Linked DNA regions of Homo sapiens: regions 1, 3 and 4 are each linked to region 2. A link is a loop called in an ENCODE intact Hi-C map of the cell type or tissue named here. Cell type or tissue: PC-3. All regions are shown on one strand.

Evidence for each region. Peaks named below come from ENCODE experiments on the same cell type or tissue, not always from the same donor. Only the 100,000 strongest peaks of a DNase experiment are listed, where the experiment ranks them.
Region 1: a loop joins it to region 2, with 6 times the contacts of the local background. A loop is called at or near these places in 14 of 110 quality-filtered maps.
Region 3: it touches region 2 in a loop (5-fold over the local background); 9 of 110 quality-filtered maps call a loop at or near these places.
Region 4: it touches region 2 in a loop (7-fold over the local background); 7 of 110 quality-filtered maps call a loop at or near these places.

What each region holds. Positions count from the first base shown.
Region 1 is chr5:90,384,259-90,389,258 of GRCh38, forward strand. No RefSeq gene overlaps it. Among named protein-coding and RNA genes, the nearest start is that of CETN3, 23 kb to the right of the region's middle. In PC-3, a CTCF peak has its summit at 2,051 (motif pointing left); no DNase peak of the experiment used is centred here.
Region 2 is chr5:90,263,111-90,268,110 of GRCh38, forward strand. All of the region lies in intron 1 of LINC01339 (long intergenic non-protein coding RNA 1339), which reads right to left. Among named protein-coding and RNA genes, the nearest start is that of LINC01339, 24 kb to the right of the region's middle. In PC-3, a CTCF peak has its summit at 2,363 (motif pointing left); a DNase peak (open chromatin) is centred at 2,331.
Region 3 is chr5:90,432,410-90,437,409 of GRCh38, forward strand. No RefSeq gene overlaps it. Among named protein-coding and RNA genes, the nearest start is that of CETN3, 25 kb to the left of the region's middle. RefSeq lists a silencer at 1,832-1,921. In PC-3, a CTCF peak has its summit at 1,912 (motif pointing left); a DNase peak (open chromatin) is centred at 1,902.
Region 4 is chr5:89,728,115-89,733,114 of GRCh38, forward strand. All of the region lies in intron 1 of LINC02161 (long intergenic non-protein coding RNA 2161), which reads left to right. Among named protein-coding and RNA genes, the nearest start is that of LINC02161, 150 kb to the left of the region's middle. In PC-3, CTCF peaks have their summits at 2,103 (motif pointing left) and 2,302; a DNase peak (open chromatin) is centred at 2,067.

The sequences.
Region 1 (5,000 bases), 120 kb after region 2:
TACACATTTTCTCTTTCCCTCTCTCTCATTCTCTCTCACACACACTTTTTAAAATATAGGTAGAATATTCTAGCAAAAGAAAATAAGTGTCTTTCCTACCCCTGTCTGTCACCAGTTGCCTCTTTGCCTCCAATCCCAAGCAGGTAATCACTTTTATTAGTTCTCTATGTGTTCTTCAAGAGTTTCTTTATGTATATAAAATGAAATATAAATATATATTCTTATTCCTCCTTTTTTACACAAATAGATTACTATAAGACTGTTCTGCATTTTGCCATTTTCATCTAATATTGCTTGAAGCTCTTTGCATATCAGTATAGACCTCTTGCTCATTCTTTTTAACAGCTGTATAGTATTCCAATTATTTAGCCTCCCAACAAGGGACATTTGATTTGTTTCCAATTTTCGCTATAAAAAACCTATAATGAATAGTCTTAAACATAAACAATTTTGCATGTGTACAAGTATATCCATAGGCTAAATTCCAAGAGATCTGTTAGATCATGTGGTGTAGTTATTTGTAATGTTACCAATTGCCCTCTGTGGGAGTTGTACCAATTTGTAATGCCAGCAGTGAAAGGATTCTGGTTTATTTCCCCTCCTCCTTGCATTTAACAGAGTATATTACAAAAATAATTGAATAAGTAAAAGTGGTACCTCGGTGTACTTTAATTTTGCATTTCATTAATATGAGTGATTTCATATGTCTAATGTAAATTTTTATTTCATTATTATTGAACTTTATTCAGTTCTTCATAAGGTAGAGTTAATAATTTTATTTGGAGAAAAAAGTAGTGTGTGTGTTTATGTTTGTATGTGTGTGTACATGTAACCAAAAGTTCAAAGGCATCATTACAACCTTGCTTGGCCAAATGTATAATTGCAGTATATATATTTAAAAATCTCTTGCTACATCTAAAGTATGGTATTATGTAGGTTGGTGTTTATTCAGGACAAGGAAAATTATCCAAATAAGTTATTTAGAACAAGGAATTTATCACGCAGAAGAATATGTCTGGGATAGAAGGCCCATTAACACTCAAATTATGAGTTCACTAATCTGGTCTAGGTTGAGGAAGTATGTCAAGAACAATAGCTTGCTCATATCTGAGATGTGTTAAAATTAACTGTGTGTTTAATAATATTGGGCTTAGAATCATATGGTAGAAAACATTACATTAACTGAGTAACGTAATCATTCTCAGCGTCAATTTCCTGATCTGAGAAATGGACATGGTAATATCTGTCCCACAGTGTTGGTAAACTTTCTTCACCACTGACACCCATTAATATAAATCACTTCTAATCAATGAACTCAGAAAGGAGGTAGTCATATAAGTCAGATAAAAACATCTAGAATTTAGAAAATTATACAGCTCTCAGAAAGAGAATATTTGAACCGTAAAAAATAAGGAATATTAAGATATATATGACTATAAATAAATAAAATAGCACTTGATGCTAAGAAAGCATGCATAATCTCAAAGCAGAAAATAGAATGTCTCACAACTAGAAGTGAGGCAAAAGGATAGATTTACTAACTTTGTGATTATAGAACTTACCTATTTTGTAATTATAAATAGTATAGTATGAAAATGTTTCATAAAAACTATAAGCCTTTAAATCCCAGACAAAAGCCAGTGGAGTAGGGGATAAGACATACTGAATTCGCAAAATTTAGGAAGATATGTTTTCATGAAAAAGAGTTTTCTCTGCTTTCTTTAGGTAATCTTGTAGATATATTAAACAGAAATTCTTCTCAAATAAAGACTGAATTTATATTTTCACTTAATAGTTTATTCTACTTTTAAAAAGCTTAACTAACAAATCAAGAAAACCTCATATTTTGTTTATTTTTCTATTTTAATTACTAGATATAATGTAAAAATAAAATTATACCACAAGAAATACCATTATGTGGAATATAAAAAGCACTTTTTTTCAAATAGGTGTATACACTTAAAAAATAAAACTATAATATCATGTAACTGTTGTGTAAAACAAATGTTCTTCCTCAGATTCATTTTTTTGTTGCAGCAATAGGTCCCCCTGGTGGAGATTGAAAATATATTTTGTTCTATTTTTCTCTTTCCAAGTCACTATCTTAATTTGAGTAATTAAGTGCCATTCTTCCTTGAATAAATGAATAAAGAAGGAGTTTAGAAGGCCTGTGAATTGACTGTCATCCCTTCTGCAGGTGAATTTGTACCTAGTAACATTCATAATTGCAGGAATCAAACCCTTCTGCCTAGAAAGAACATTCCCCAAAACATAAAGTCTTAGTTGATAGAGACTAACAAAATTAAATATGCAAAATAATGAAGCTTTTAAAAATCACATTCATAGATTATAAGAGTCTAGTTAATGATTCCTCTTATTGGTCTATATATATATTCCTGTATACAAGGCAAATGTCTCCTTAGCTGGGAAAGAACAATCGTTGTTCATTGAAGACTCACAAGACAATTACCATATGGAAATACCATGAGATACATACACCCTTCATTGTTGGGTTACATGAGGTGATACCTTAACAAGTGATATATAATGGAAGGAAAAAGTGTGTCAACTTCTATGCATGAATAAAACAGGAGTTCTTAAAGTGAGACCAGAACCATGTGTTCCCATTCAGTTCTACCAGTGGATGCCCACCCAGAAGCATAATCAACTTGGAACAATATGGAACCCAGATTTCATTCCATACTCTCTTGAAAATGAAAGTTCCAGCAGTGTCAGCCTGGGGCAAAAACTGAAATTTAGATGATACTATCTTTTTGTAACTGTTTCCCACACTGTAGAGGTCCCGGAGATCCCAGAACATCCAAGATCCGATTATAGAGCTGCAAATCTCTTGAACCTATAGGTCAATAACCACTCCATGAGTCCTTTCTCTGGCATCAGCGTCCCACTGCCGCTCACCATTTCCCTGTGACTCCTGTACATTTCCCCTACATAAGCCCTAAATCTCTGGTTTCCCTGAGGCTTAAGAACAACTAAGCAGCTATTGATATGGATGGTGTATTCCTCAACACTGAATTCATCAGAATCCTGAGCAATGTTTTTAGATGGTCAAACACTACAGCAATCTTAATCTCTTTAATTTCATGTTTCTTGATTTTTTTCAGTAAGTAAGTAGTATATGGAGTATGTCATTGAACCAATAAAGAGTATGTGAATTAATTTACACTTCAGAAAACCTCTACATCCATACTGTAAGCTGTATTCTAAATTAAGCTCTCCTTTACCTCTAGGCCCTCATGCACCTTTTATTTCATCCTGGGTTCCTAGAACAAATTTCTTGATTATATAGGAGCAATTTGACTGGTCTGTAGACTAACAATATTAAAGTACAGCAGATGTCTAGCGTTTTCCCTCCCCTGTAGTGCTGGGAAGGTCTCCTTTGGGTTCTCAACCCTACTTTAACCAGACATGCCTCTCGTTAACTCAGCACTTCTCTAATCTCGTGGGAGACAAGGGGGAGAAGGTGAGAGCAAAAGTGGTAAACAGCAGCAATTACTTGGTTGGGAGATGAGCCTTGTCCAGGTCTCTGCTATGTTTAATATGGTTGATCTGAACACTCCTCCATCTGACCCCAAATAACTGAAGTTGACTGCATTTGTCTCTTCTTATTTCTATATAGTTTGTGATCTGTTATTTCTAATTTAATAATCTTACTGAATTTGTGTTGGAGAAGTGTGCTACAATCCTTTTTTGGAAAAAAAAAAGATGTTACATAAAGTATAAATAAAATAGAAACTAAGAACTCTTTTAAAAAGATTTGCCTTTTCTATCTCTTTTTCACATGAATTAACTCTTTAGACCCTAATAGCTGCCAGCAATCAAGTTTAGCTTTTTGAAAATAATTTTTAAAAACCTTTGACTTTAATATAACTTAGGTAGAACTATAAACCATGATTTTTAAGCTGATTTCAACCAAATGTTAATAGCATATATTTTATCCATGCTCCCTAAGAATACATTTCCTCCAAATGGACTGAACACTGCCTTGCTCACCTGTTTATGAATACTCCAAAGAAACTAATCTGAGTTTAGAATTTACCCCCAAGCAGTATCCTAGCTAGCTAGGTTTGGGTACAACCAACAGCTCCTTAGAGGCCCTCAAGACCCCAGAACTTCCAGGATCAGATTGTAGAACTATAAGCACTTGGGCCCATAGGCCAATAATTCAAACTACAGAAGAAGCATAACTATAACAATTAATTTTAATATAACTTTGCAATTCACAAAACATTTTCACAAACATAATGTCATTTAATTTTTCCCCAAACGACATGAAATAGACTGTTAATTTTCTAGTTTTTAAAAATCTTTCCCAGTTTTTTTTCTTGTATCTTTGCTACAGTAGTGAAATCAACCAATTAGATATAAACAAAGTTTTCTTTCACAAGGAAAATTCTTAGAATCCAAATCTTGCTTCTCCCTCTTTGAAAGAGTTATTTTGTTTTTATTGCCAGTGTTGAAAAACATCCCACTATCCCTTGGACTTAGATTAGCAACAATTATCTCCCAGCAAGACTGGTATAGAAAGTCTCCTGGAAAGCTCAGTTTTGGCTAGCTACTCAGATTTAATGGAACATTTTAAATCTTAATAGAAAAAGGAAAATGTAATCTTGCTGAAAGTATGGTTATATCTACCTGTTTGGTAGAAACCTTAAATGTATAAACTTTCAAAACAATCAAAATGTATATTTTCTTAAAAAATAAGCCAACCCCAAACCTTTAACCTGCTGTTAAATTTAAGGAGGTCCTAAATGGTAGGAAATATAATTTGAAAATATTTTTGTCACTTAACATTTAGTTTATGTATATTGAGTGGTCTTTAAAAAGCTACGTATCAGAAATAGGCTTCCATCAATAAGTCTCTAGTATTTATGCTCTACAACAGTACACGTTTCCATGCTGTCAAACGTACATGGACTTTTGGAAGACCCTGGGGATAGGCAGTCTAGGTAACACCATACAGTGAAAATGATCGCCCT
Region 2 (5,000 bases):
ATAGATAACTGAATGAAAATGAAATTTCTACCCTAAGATAGTATGATTAAAATCATGTGGGTAGTGGCAGAAATTGTGTACATAAAGACTGCTCTAAACATATGATACCTTAGCTGCGTATCTGGTTCTTTAAAGCTGTCCCCAGGCAACCTTACTGTAGAAAGTTTAGGGGCAAGTTATCAGTGACGCATGGAGGACTCTCTGGGCTAGGAAGGGACTTTCAGGCCACAGTGTTCTCACAAGTTCTAAGAAGTCATTCACAGTGAGAGGGACCACATTCGAAGAGGATTGACAGTTTAGACTGAAAACAGCTTTCAAAGAGACTAATCTTATAAAGTATTGCAAATGAATAAGGGCAACAGGAGTAGGTGTTCACCTGCCAGTCTCCGCCGTGCAAGATGAGAGCCTGTCTGTACGCACACATGCGCTGACTTAAAAAAAAATCATATAAAAAACAACATCTTTGCTACGGAGTCGTTTTTAACAAGTATTACAGAAAGAGCACCAGCTACCAAAAAGAGTTGCCAGGGCCAGAAGGAGCCATCAATCGAAACAGTTTACATTTCAAAGTTTTTCCAAGAAGAGTGAAAACGTCTCCTCTCCTTGATGGAAAACGGAGGAGCTGTAGTAAAGAATCTATTTGCTGCCTTCCCAGTCAAGTTTCTTTCTCTAGAGTGGCCCTTTAACCCTTAGGTTGAGGCCAACAGGTAGAGATAAAAAGGAATGTTTGCATCTTCTGCTTGTGCTCTGAGCAGCTTACTAGGCTGTAGAGTCAGGATAAAAAATCCTCTTTCTTTTGTGAGTTTCATTGTTCAGAAATGAGTCTTTTTGCTCTTGGGCACTACTGGAGATAAACAGGTCATTTTGACTTTTACACTCTGTACTTCCTGACATCACTAACAATTATACACATCAGTCTTGGAATGTGTTTTTCTCCTCAAAGTATTTCAGGAATTGACTCTTTCTTTTCTCCGCTTCATTTACAACCTAGGAAATTAATGCTAACCATGCTACATTTTAACCAGAATGTATATTTGTTTATCTCTTTTAAAATTTTTTATTTGAAAGAAAAAAATTTGGCCCTAGGTGAAAAAGCATTTCTTAAAATCAGGAACAGTTTTCTATAAGATGTATAATCCAGATGTATACTTTTGTTTTTAGCTTTTAATTTTCTGCTTAATTTTTGCCTTATTTCTAAACACCAAATTTGATTTCCTGAATCCATTAGGATAAATTCTACATACCTCATTCTTACTTCTAGAAGCATGTCAAATGGAAGCACTAATCTAAGAAAAAAATTTGATTTCACAATTAAGACTTGGGAAAGAAAACAACAACAGACACTGGGACCCCTTTGTCATGAACTTGTCCCATAAAAATAGTTATTTGCGCTTCTCCCTCCCCTTACTCCAATAATCCCATCACTGGATTCTTTGTTACCCCATCTCTTTGACCAACAGGCAGTTTGTAGAACCATAATGAAGACTCTGCATCCCTGATGATCATTTTTTCAGATTGCAATGTGACTAGAAAAGGAAAAAAATGAAAGGACCCCCTTCTATTTTTGCACACACATATAAATGCTGTTCATTACGGTTACAAAAATTACAGTCACTTTCTTAGATTGATTTATTGATATAAATGACATGATATCACTGAAAAAATATTGCCAATTTACATATAACATCCTTTATAAATACCATTGGTTCTCAGTGAACTCCTCCTGACCTCCTGGTCTGAGACTGTCTCTATGTGATGTACATAATTCTCTCAACACTGATCCATTACTTCTTCTCAGTGTTGGGGGTTAGGCCAATAGTGTAAAGTCACAGATAATTAGCAGCCCTATCAATAACCAGTTACAGAATTTCTGCCTAAGTGACAGGCCAGAAAAGCCAAAAAAGGAGGTAGCAATATAAAGTAGAAGGGAAGTGCCGATATATTTTGTGGTTCAAGCAGCTGCTATGGACTATCAGCATCACCAGGAGACCTCACTGCATTAGCATAAATTCAAATGACAAATGCACAGTGCTATTCAGAGACTCATTAATTTGCAATGGGTGCAGTGCTCATGACATATTAGTGCAAAATTCAAATGTCTTTGTAGCAATGTGAATTTAGTTGTGAGACCAAAGTCGCTAAAATGAAAATGTGTGGTTTTTTTAGCAGTTTATTAAATTATGAACTGTGATGACTATATCCGTGCATCTTTTTAAGCAGATGAGGTCCAGCGTGCTCCAGCGGCAAATCGCATGGTTTGTGTTGATATTTTCCTGTCAGACAATTTCCCAAGCAGCAGATAAGATACCAGACTGTCTGCCTTGCTCCGCTGCATGCGGACTGAGAGCTCCCCCTTCTGGACAAATGACATTGCCACTCTAAAAGAAAACCCAGCCATTTTTTGTCTTGTTTTCATATTTTTAAAAGGTTTTCAGGCAAAGAATTTCGGTGTCCACCTAAAGCCAAAAGAAAACAATTTGCAATTATTTATTATAAGTGACAGTACATGATAACTGTCTTCAAAATACTGAAGAGTCACCCTCAATTGAAATGCATCATATAATTTTATATGAAGCTTCTTCAAGACCTCACTTGCAAATATATTTTTTAAAATAGCTGCCTGATTTATATAAACCAAGAATATAAGCTACAAAAATAATAAAAACTATCATATTCATATTGCTTCCACAATATCATAAACAAGCTTACAATTACTAGCATTCTATTGTATAAGAAAAAAGCAAGAACATACACGGCTAGAGGCTTTTAAACAAAGCAACCAAGTGTATATTGTATTCAACTCTATTGAATGAAATTATGAACAGACCCAGACAAGGAAAGTCAGATCATACCCATGTCACATGTGTGTGGTGTGTTGTGTGTGCATTTTTCTCTTTAACATCAGGAATCTTCTGTCCAGTTACTTCACATTAGTCAAAGCAGATTTATCATTGGTGTGTCTTTTAAAAATTGGCATGTTTTTTACATTTAAATAATGACTCAGATTAGTACAATAATGGGATGAAGAAGGTTAATTTGTCTGCAGTATTAACATTACAAAAATACACAAGATGTCAGCACCTGCACTTCTCAGTACCCAGGGTTCATAGCCACTTAGAGCAGACCTGCATCCCAGTTTATATGATCTAAATATTCATGTTCACATCTAATACTAACAAAAACATACATATAGCATTTTTCAGTAAAGCTATAGCTTCCCAAACCATGTAACATACCTCTGAATGAATTGAAAAACATGTTGCACTTCGAAAGTTACTTTTAGGAGAATAGAAAATCTTACAGTAAAAGATTTGCCCTTTGGCCATTTGAGCCAACTAATCTCCATCAGAGTACTAGAAGTGTGTTTCAGCAGATCTTTAGTAAAATTTATGTTTATCATTTTTTAACTTTAAATATGTTACTGAATGTAAAAAGGGGTCACATCACTCTATTACTGCTTATAGACTTAATTACATACTTTCTGAGCATTATTTCGGCTTATGATGAATTTGGGAGGAAGGTCTTCTAATGAAAGTTGTGTACTTTTGAATTACACTTTATAATATCACTGATGCTTTATATCATCTTCAGCAATTAAAAGTAAGATCACTGTTATCTATTCTACTTATTTGCAATTGAAGTGGTCTTGAGTTATTTAGCAGGCTCATTTTATTTTACAGTAACAGCTACAAGGAAGACACAGAATTAATGAGGATTGAGAAGGATCACTGTACTGTACATTAAACATGTGGAAGTTGTATATAACTGAGCAATATCAGATTTATCACTGTAGCCAGATGTCTAGGCATTGTTTTTCCCTAATGAATTTTCTTTCACCAAGTAATTAGAATCCCAGATTTACAGAATGTTAGAACTGGAAGAGCCATTGTTGATCATCTCCCACTTTATGGATGGGAGAACCAAAGGTTCAGAAAAGTTAAGTGAATTTACCAAGACCTAATGGTTAGAAAATGGCAGAACTGAAACAAGAACCCTGCTCTCTAGACATCCTTTCCCAAACTTGAGCTCACAAGCCCAGAGGGCCTGTAAAAACACAGATTGCTGAGCATATTTCCAGGGTTCCTGATTCCGTAGGGCTTCAGTAGGCCCTACTGATTTGCATTTTTATCAAGTTCTAGGCAATGTTATGCTTGCTTGTCCAGGGACCATGCTTTGAGAACTATCGGTCTCTAAACCAGTTTTTGAAAAAACTGCTGGCATTTTATTTCTAATAGCTTTTCTCTTGATGAAGAAAGCAAACTCAGGCTAATACTTGCCACATTACTTTGTTGTCATCTCTCTAATAGAGGGTTCGGGTAATACATTATGAAAAGTCTGGAAGTTTGCAGAAAAACAATAACAAAAAGGCACCCTGATTAAGGCATCTGGGGGCACTAAAAATAAAATAATGTCTGAGCTTCAGTTTTTTTAAATCATAACAGAGTGTAGTTAGAAGCCAAATATAGGAAAGATGGCCTTGTTTTCTGGTCCCTTCCCCCACTAGCCAACAACATTTAGACAACATAGAAGTTTACCCTTTTAGTCTCTAAAATAAAATAGCATTCACAGACTTAATTAATCAAGGTACCATTCATCATTGTCTATATAGTATTCACAAATTTACATACTAAGAGCCAGAAAGAAAGAGCCCCTGTGTAAACGAACTTGAACTCATCCGTGCCTGAATCACCGACTCAGAAGAACAGGAGCATGTTCAAGAGGAACTTCGCCAGGGCACGTGCTGGTTCTTAAGCCCACAACACAGAATTCAACAAACCTGTTCAGCAGTCTGGTCGCACAGTTGTAATATAATTTCATTTTTTCCTGGTTCAAAGAATGACCGTGATGAAGATGATCGTCAAAATACAAATATATATATACATATTTAATTTTTTAAAAATAGTATCAATTTGGAAAATGAAAATGACTGATGGTGAAAAAAGATTTTAATTATATACATAAACCTTGATGTTCTTGTGTTTTTTCTCCCATTTTTATTG
Region 3 (5,000 bases), 170 kb after region 2:
GTATATATGTGTATATATGTGTATATATATGTGTATATATGTGTGTATATATATGTGTATATATATGTGTATATATATATAGAGAGAGAGAGAGAGAGAGAGTTCAAGACCAAAGCTAGCAGTTTGTTAAGTGGTATGATCAATGTAGAAGAAAAAAAAAAAAACAGGAGAAAACCGGTCATGCTGAAAACCATATAGGAGAAACTGGTCAACTCAGCTGGGCTTGACAAAATTGGTAACCTCAGCAAAAGCACATTTTGTGAAATGTTGGTATTGGCAGCCAGAATGAATTAATTAAAAATAGTCACAGCATTTCTATTATCAACCAAGACTTATGCAAAACGTATTCTAAAATTTTTTTCTAATTGTGAGAACTCTAAGGTGGAAACCATTTTAAAACTCACAAGTTTACCTGGCAATTGGAGACTGAATTCCTTCCTTTAAACTGACGCTATTATGAGTCTATCCCTTGCTGATTGCCCCTTTCCCCATTTATTATTTATAGCAAAGCTTGCATACTTATGGCCTGATGGCCAGAATGTGCCCACATATTTTGTTCAAGCTGTGTAGTACTGGCTTATGCAGAATTTTTAAATTTTTAAATCTTGGAAAGAAAAGAACCCTCATCTTTGTAGGATACATATTACTAGTCAGTCTCTCCTGCTTGCCCTCTACCTCCCCATCATCATTAATAATCTTTCCACAGCATTATTTTCTTTCTCACACATTCCTTAAAAAGCTGTTTAACTATTGAAGTATTTACAAGTGAGATGATGTGATGTCTTTAGCAGGCTTCAAAATAATGCAGTGTCAGGGGGAATTGGTTAGTGAGGGTGTAGATGAAACCAAATCGGCCATGCATTGAAAATTGTTCAGGGGCCAGGCATGGTGGCTCATGCCTGTAATCCCAGCACTTTGGGAGGCCGAGGCGGGTAGATCACCTGAGGTCAGGAGTTCAAGAACAGCCTGACTGACATGGTGAAACCCCATCTCTACTAAAAATACAAAAATTAACTGGGCGTGGTGGTAGACACCTGTAGTCCCACCTACTGGGGAGGCCGAAGCAGGAGAATTGCTTGAACCCTGGAGGCGAAGGTTGCAGTGAGCTGAGATCAAGCCGTTGCAGTCCAGCCTGGGCAACAAGAGTGAAACTCTGTCTCAAAAAGAAAAAAAAAGAAAAGAAAGAAAATTGTTGAGGATGGGTCAGTATGCAAGGGTTGATTATACTGTTCTCTCTACATTGTACGTGATTGAAAATTTCCAGCATAAAACCGTTTTTTAAATGGGGGAGGGGAAGAACTCGAGTAATCTTTACTATCAAGAAATTTATACTCAACTTGAGACGGCACATTACTCAAGAAGTTAAAACTCGGAGGCTGAGGGGAGAAGAGTGTGCACTGGCAGAAGGAGAGATGGCACAAAGGTATTTAAAGGTATGCCATGTTGATACAGAAGGCCAGATTGCAGTATGGTTGCAGCAGAGCAGGAACAAACATTCGTGGAGTACTTTGTGTTAACTTCTATGTACTGTGTTTTACAGGATTTTTCTCATTTACTGTTCACATACATCCTATGAGGTTGATATCATAGGCAAGAAAGCTCTGATACTCAAACAAGTTAAATTATCTGCCTTGGGTCACAAAGCTGGTGTAGGATAACTTTTGGAAAAGCAATCTCACTGGAAAAGCCAGACTGCAATTTGCTGAGGAAAACTTGTGGACCAGAGACCAGGGGTCACCTACAAGCTAAATAAAATGTATGGAAAGTATGCTTAAAATGTTTCATTTTGTTGCTAACATTTAAAAATCAGGAACAAAGACTTTAGATTTCTGACTTTTCTTTAAGAACTGAGAATCTATCCACATGGGTGCTGTACCACCTCACAGCCAAGGCACTGCTGCCCCCTTTAGGTGGGACTTACGCTCTCCTTTCTGTGGGAGTTCCTCCACTCATTATTGCAAATGTACTGCTTCACTTTACGCATTACGGCCTACATAGGTATTTGAATTCATTTATATACTAATTGTATTCATCCTGGAGTGTTATGACATGGTGGCATGGGTGTGATCAGTGAGAGAGAAAGGAGTACAGTCTTAGAAACTCAATGTGATTTGACCACCACATGTTGAGAACTACGCTCCAAACCACTTCTCTGGCAATTAATCCTGTACTCCATGCCTACTATAATGTCTCTTGCAGAGTTTTCTTGTGCTATAAATGCTAAGTGCCATATGATAAGTGGTGTGATAATAAACGCTTAGGGTTTCAGAGGAGGGCACAATTATTTCTGCAATCATTAAGACAAAAAATTATAAAAGTTGAATTGAAATTTTATAAGAGAAGACAAACCATTACATATGGAAGGAAAATCACAGGAAAAAGCATAAACTTAGGAAGGTGCAAATATGTGCAGAGAGTGGGAAGTGGACCAGTGTACTCGAAGCTGAGGTTCCTTCATCTAGGCAACTGTAACTCAGGGCTTGATAGAACCACAGAAATGTTTAAACTAGAAAAGAACTTACTTGAAATTATTCTTTCAGACCATCCATACTTGAAATTATTCTTTCAGATGACAACCAAGATCTTTTTTTACAATTTTTTGTAGAGGTGGGGTCTTTCTATGTTGCCCAGGCTAGTCTTGAACCCCTGGCCTTAAGTGATCCTCCTGCCTCGGCCTCTCTAAGTGTTCATATTATAGGCATAAACTACTCTGCCCAGGCACGATCTTTAGAAGTTAGGTGATTTGCTTAATGTCACATCGCTAGTTCATGAAGGAATTGACATTAAATCTTCCGCTTTCCATGGTTCTCCTCTGTACTTCCCTTCAACATGAATCATTTACATTGTAGACAAGGAGAGAAAAGTCTGAGCTGCTGCTGGGTTCTGGACACATTATTTTTCTTGACCTCAAGTAGCAATTGCCCTTTTCCTTTCATCATTCAATTTCACTTCAAATTCTTAACCAGGAACTGAACCAAGAAAGTACTGCAGGCAAATCTGACAAGTAGAAAAAAGAATTAAGAATGGTTGATGCATCATACCACTTTTTGCCATTATGTGACTACATCTGACCTTCTTCAAAAATGACCTGGCCAGCTTCTAAATTCTATATTACTACCAGGCTCAGAAAAGGGGAAGAAACTACACAGTGAATTTTTAACCAACTAAAGTGGGCATGAGGAAAGGGAAGATGTGCTGGCAGACGAGTCTCAGGCTCAGCATTTGTAATAATAAGAATTGAAATCTGAAAAGAGTAGTCAGTTTCAGTGCTGCCTAAAAGGCACTGAAGCAGGCTTCCTCTGGCTTTCAATCCACAGCTAGTGATGCCTAGTTTGCATCTTGGAATTCAGGACTGGCAATATAGCCTAGTGTTAAGATCACAGCCTTTGGATTTGAATCCAGGTTTTAGCATTTACCAGCTAAGTGATAGGGATAATTGATTTAACCTCTCCAAGCATAAGTTTACACACATATAAAATGGTGACAGGAATAGTTCTTACCATCCTCATTGGGTTGCAATGAGCATCGAGTACCTTAATTTAGGTTTCCCCAAAAGCACAATCTGAGATGAAAATTTGAGTGCAAGTAGTTTATTTGGGAGGTGAGAGTGTGATGATGTGAGACAAGGAGAAAAGCCAATAATGGCTCAGTTAACAAGCACATACCCCCTGGGTGAAGAAGAGGCCAAATCCTACCAGGGATTCTTCATCACAGGGCTAGGAAGCTGGGAAGGGTAGTTATCCTTAACTTCCCATTCCTCGCTGGTTGAGAATTTCTCCTGGGCAAGCGTCCCAGACACTTCTGGCCTCCCCTGAGCACAGGTCAGGTATAGTCCAGAACACAGAGAAAGCCCTCTCACAGAAAATCCATGACTTGAAGTAGAAAGCTTTGTTTTTATAGGAACCATCCACTAAGGCTGCAGGTGACTCCTAGATGGGGCCAAGGGGATATGGATAGGGCATTGACAGCATCTTCTATAGTGAGATAATGTATTTATCATAGTAATGCCTGGAACATAGTAAGCACTCAACAAATGATACAGCTACTTAAAGTACAAAGTGCTTGGCACAAAGATGGCAAAGGGAAGGTCTTCCCAATTAAAAAGAGGAAACACTATCACTAAAGAGATGAGATGAGTAGAATCAACCCAGAAACCTGGGAGTCATCCTTCACTCTACCTTCTTCTCTTCACCCCGCTACCCAACCGACCCCACCTTTTTCTCCATGTATCATCAGTTTAATCACTTTAGCATCTCTCCTTTCTCTCTTCTCCACTCCAGCAACACTACCTTAAGGTAGGCTTTCACATTCCTTGCTTTAAGTATCATATCAACTTTCTACCTGCCTGACCTTCCTGTTACTCTCCCTTTCTTGAATCACCCAACCCATTCATTCAGTAGTATCAGAATGCTTTTTTCTAAAACCCAATTCTGACAAGGTCAAACTCTACCTCAAATACTTCAATGATTCACCATTTATTTCTGGGTAAAGTTAAAACTCTTTAGGACACAAGACTCCTCATAACCTGGTCCTGCTTATTTACCCATCCTATCTGCACTGTACTTTACCTTCAACTTCCACACCCAGACATAAGATTTAGTGCCTAATGTATGGTACATTTTCTCATCATTCACTGCCATTGCCTGACTCCCACCTTTTTTCATCTAGAAAGCTCCTAGTTTTCATTAAGGAATTCAAATTGTTATCATCTTCTACAAAAAACGATCCCTGATATTTCCCCTTCCCTCTTGATCTGGATAGGCGATCAAATGACCATCTTTGTATATCTTTTTTTTTTTTTTTTTTTGACAGTGTCTCACTCTGTCACTCGGGCTAGAGTTTAGTGACACCATCATGGCTCACTGCAACCTCTACCTCCCAGGCTCAAGTGATCCCTCTGCCTCAGCTACCAGAATAGCTGGGACTACAGGCATGCAACACCACACTCGGCTAATTTTTGTATTTTTTTGTAGAGATGGAGTTTTGTCATGTTGCCCATG
Region 4 (5,000 bases), 530 kb before region 2:
AGATTGAGTCTGGCGAAGGTAATCATTGTGAAGTTAAAGATTTAGAGAGAGAGAGAGAGGTGGAGAAATAGAGGGGTTGAAGATAAGTCAACAAGAATATTTTTCTTGTCAGCAGTAAAATGTATTTATGAATGCTTCATTGCCATTCTGATGGTGATAGAAGGAGGATTGCAGAAGTCACAATAATGACATAACTAAAGGAGCAAATTCAGTTTTCCCTCATTTCAGTAAATATCCCTCATTCATTTTATCCATCAGTTCTAGGAAAGCTCTCTTTTCAGAGCATTTGTTCTCGGCTCAGTGAAGCTGTACAGGTGGTACTGCCTCAGCAGGAAACTGTCTTCTTGCTGAGGGACCGCCAATTATTTGTAGTGAAACTAAAACAGAGGAATAAATATTACATGTTGATGGATGCTTGTCAGGAAAGGGAGTGAGGTACTTTCAATGGGGCTTGTCAGACACAAAAACCTTCAGCAAATCTGCATTTTCAATGGCAAAGTGGCTAGAATTTTCCAGCTGCTTCACTGGTGAACCTCAAGATTTATCTCATAAATTTAAATTATAGATGACATAGCACTGGAATGGAAATAGATGACACCTTTAAAAATAAATCTAGTGCAACATTTGGGAAAAGGAATCACACATTTAAAAGGGAAAAAAGAAAGTTCCAATGTGCCAAAACAGAGCTTTTATTTGTTGTCCTATTTACTATTCTCTGTCTAAAATTAGCATCTCTCTTACTTTTCCTCTTTAGTCCCCTGTACACGACATGCTGTGGAGGAGCTAAGAAAGTTTTGTGCAATTCAAGGAGTAAGCTGGGTTGCAACTATAACAAAAAGCTTGCCAAGGTTGGGAGCCAAACTGGCAAGGTTTTCTGTTGTGTCAGCGTTTAAGTATTATTGCAATGTTATCGTATCACTGAAGAAAGGGGAACATAGAAACAGCAGAGCCAAATGCTAAGGAACATTTGAAGGAAAGCGTGTACCTAGCTTCAATAGAGAGTTTGACTGTATTAGACGGGGCTTAACTTTAATAGGAACCAGTCAATTCAACTTTAATTTGATCATATGAAATAGTGTTTTTAAAAATTTATTCCAGCAGATCTTGATTCCAGCAGTCTTTCCAAATCAGATGATGGTGAAGAATAATAAAGAATATAGGTCTGAAAACCGGCAACATCAGATCAAGACTTGCTTGCATTATAAGCAAATTTCCACTGGCCAGAGCAGGGAGAATAATTTTCTCCTGGAGGGAAATTTGAGAGCAATAAATTTGAGGATTTTCCCCCTTTCATGATGTTATTCACATGTCCAGGTAAAAGTCAATTAAAATTTGGAACATTTGTCATAAGAAACCACAATAGAACTCATGATTTGAGCAACAATTAAACCAAAATCGTAAGAGTCAATTGAGAAAAACACACAAATGAGAGCACCAGCTAGAAGCAAAATGAGTTAAATCCAAGCCATAACCTGTTATTAACATAAAAATGTTTATTGAGGGGGGAACAAGTGTAGCAACATTTTGATCATCCCTTGCAAGATATTATGAATGTCAGGCTGCACTAGATTAGAAGCTTTTATTTCTATTTTTATTTTTTAGCACTACGTAAAAAGCAGAAGAAACACACAGAAAAAAAAGAGCTCTTCCTGAGATAACTTTTCTCACCACCATTGATCATTTCTGTTCTTCTTTTCAGGTCAGGCATGGAAGTACTCATGTTTGGCTCAGAGGTTGTTAAAATTGAAGTGGTTAATTTAAGAGCTTTGCTCAGGTTCACTATTTGCCTCACTTGATTTCTAATTGCTTGTAGTTAGAAGGAGTCAAATATATTCTCACCTAGTGATCAGTTTTGGTTTTCAAGTGACACTCTGCATGTGGAGCTCAGAAAAACCAAACACCTACAGGAATGTGTTGAAGAAACCAGATAGCAAGGCCGCCAAGTGACTCAGACTCTGCTTCCATTCCCTAGGGTTTATCAACTTTGTTAATGGGGCATATGTGCTGAGAATTATATAACATTAAACATGGGGAACATTTCCTGGAAAAAATTTCCATTCTTCCTCAAAGCCAATGCATTGAGAGGTCTAGTGTCCAGGTAAAACACCACCCTCTAGTGTACATCTCTAAATAATATTGCTGTGACTCCTCTGATGATAATGGTTATGACAGTTGAGAATATTAAAACAAGTATTACAATGAGGATCATCTTCTATTAATATGCAGAATGGAGCACATGCAAAGACTAAATGCATAATGAGTGATCAAAATAATTGTTGATTTTCACTCAAAATGAAGCAAATTGTTGACTAAATGAAATAATTCAACACTGACTTAAAAAAAGACAAAGCTCATTAGTTTTAGGAGTATTTATTGAGTATATAGTGTGGGATATATGTTGTTCTACGACTGAACAAAGACAATAGTCATTTACGCTGAAAAATGGAAGAAAACTATTCTAAGAGGCGAATGCAGGATACATGAGGGATCCCCACGACGCCTGTTTTTTGGAAAATAATATAAATTGCTGGGATCAAGGTGATATTTGATTACCTAAAGAACACTAAAATGTGATAACAGAAACATAAAAATGTTTCTTGGAAATCCTCAATGTAATTGCCAAATAAAGTGTAAATTCTCCTGTTCCATAAGGAGAAAAACTAATGGACACATGTCTAGATTAAAAGCTTTTTTTGATGTCATATAGCCAGATTCCAAGTGAATCAAAGGAGTAGATGGAACAGCTGAAAGTATTCTACACCTGGCACGAAGAGTGTTGAAAAATCCTATAAAGACATTTTTGTCATTGCTCCTTCTCTCTTTGTACAGAGCTCAAAGAAATTTAACTCTTTTGTCAAAAATATCTGCAGCTCCTTTCTACACTCATGAATCTCTCAGAAAAATTTTTTTTCTTAATCATTTCTGATCTAAACTGTTGGATGTAGAATTGGCCTCTGCATAAAAGTGTGAAGTATTTAAGTGGTAAAATTCTGCCCATAGAACACACAGTGTAACAAATTCATACATATTTTCTCAAATAATATTTTCAAAATGCATTACTGAAATTCCTTCTTTGGTATTTTCCAATGGAATCAGAAAAAGTTTAGGATTTCCATCTACCAAAAAAATCATTGCTCATCAATGTAATCTTTTAGCTATCAGCAAGTTATTTACACTTTTGCTATGAGCGAATCTTTTCTCATATACCCACAATGGTGATCTAACTGCTTCAAAACATTTTTGGAAGTAGTTGGAATTTAATTAAATACTTATGTATGTATGCATGTATGCACTCTAAGTTTTCATGTGTACATATAGTAAACATCAGCTAAATACAATGTACTTAGGTTTAAAAAAAATCCCCTAAAGGAAAAAGATAGTAAAATTGCCCTAGAATTTGTCTTATTTTTACAGCTAAGAAAGAAATCCAATTCATTAACACCCTGACTCTGATTCTAACTAGGTATAGGAGTTGAGAAAAATAACTTTTCTTCAAAGATCACAGATTCCCAGTTCATATAATGTGTAGTAGGATGGAATAATGGCACAAGTCCCTCTACATGGTAATAGTCTATGACTAGTAAGTCTTAGTAGTTTGGCTCTCTAATTAATATTAAAATATAATATTATATTATTTGGGGAAATTTTAGATTAACATTGATTATAATCAATGCCAAAAAAAAATCAGAAAGAAAGACCTTTAAATAATTCCGTCTAGTGCTGGTGCCTTCCTCTCTTGGTCTAATGCTGTGTAAGCACAGCAGTTAGCAGGGCAAGATGAGAAATGAGGCTGCCTGGATTGGAATCCCAACTCTAATATTACTAGTTACTTGGCCTTAGTTACTTAACTTCTCTGTGCCTTATATTTCTTACCAGTAATGAGGGCATAAAAATAGCACGTCTTCTGCTTTGTAAGGTTGTTTTGAGGATCAAGTGAAATTAACATATAAAGCTTTTAGCACAGTTTACATAAATCGGTAATTCAACAAGTTTTTTTTACTATTAGTAATATTCTAACAAAGAATAAAGAAAACAATGACAAGAGGAAAAACACTCCAATTTTTATTTTAACAGAATGTTTGAAGAAAAGCTGATTTTTAAAATCCACATCAAATGGTTAATGATCTCCAGTTATGTCTCTACAATTGGCATCATCAGTGATTAGGAATACAGGTAGCATCTGCCAAAGCACTAGTTTGTGCTATGAGAAAGAGCATGTTTGAACCATGGGTAGTTTCAGTGAGATATAGCTAAGCTGCTAGAAATGGGTAATGTGTATTGAATGTAGGTAGGAGGGCATCCGCTGTGAAGGCATTCTTTCTCACTGGGTTTTCAAAAGCACATCAATAAGAATGAACAAATAGCCATGCAAGCATCTGCTACCATACATATGGAATGAAGGTAGACAGAAAGGCACATTATAACTGTGGTGAACGTAGCAACCTACCACAGGAAAACTGTATTATTTAGTTAACCCAACAATATACTTTGACAGGTTCTTTAAAAAATAAACTAAACTCCACATTCTGAAATTTATCAAATGATTTTCTTCAAATAAATATCCATGCTGTGTTTCAATATTCTTTAAGCCTTGACATTTATGTTGAGTTATAAACTTGCTATGAAAATGGGAACCTGGATTCCTCTGAATGAAAGTCTTTTGGTGAATTGATAAACAATTCTCACTGCAGTTTAATAGATTATCTCTAAATTTCAAGTCCAAATGTCAGAGCTGGAGATGGTAAAGACTGAAATAGTAGAGGTTTTGTTGATGCTTTCTATCCTATTATTGTTTTTATAAAGGTTTTTGTTCCAAATGAATACAACACATCATATAGTCTCTAGTTAGCACTGGCAGGAAAAAAAAATGAATTTGAAGGGTTCAAAGAGACTAAATAGACAGAGAATATGATCTAAGGATATCAGCTTCTATATATGTATTTAATGTATTTAGTAGTGTGTATAAAATGAAGTGGGCTTTGAGTAGAGTGCATTATCTA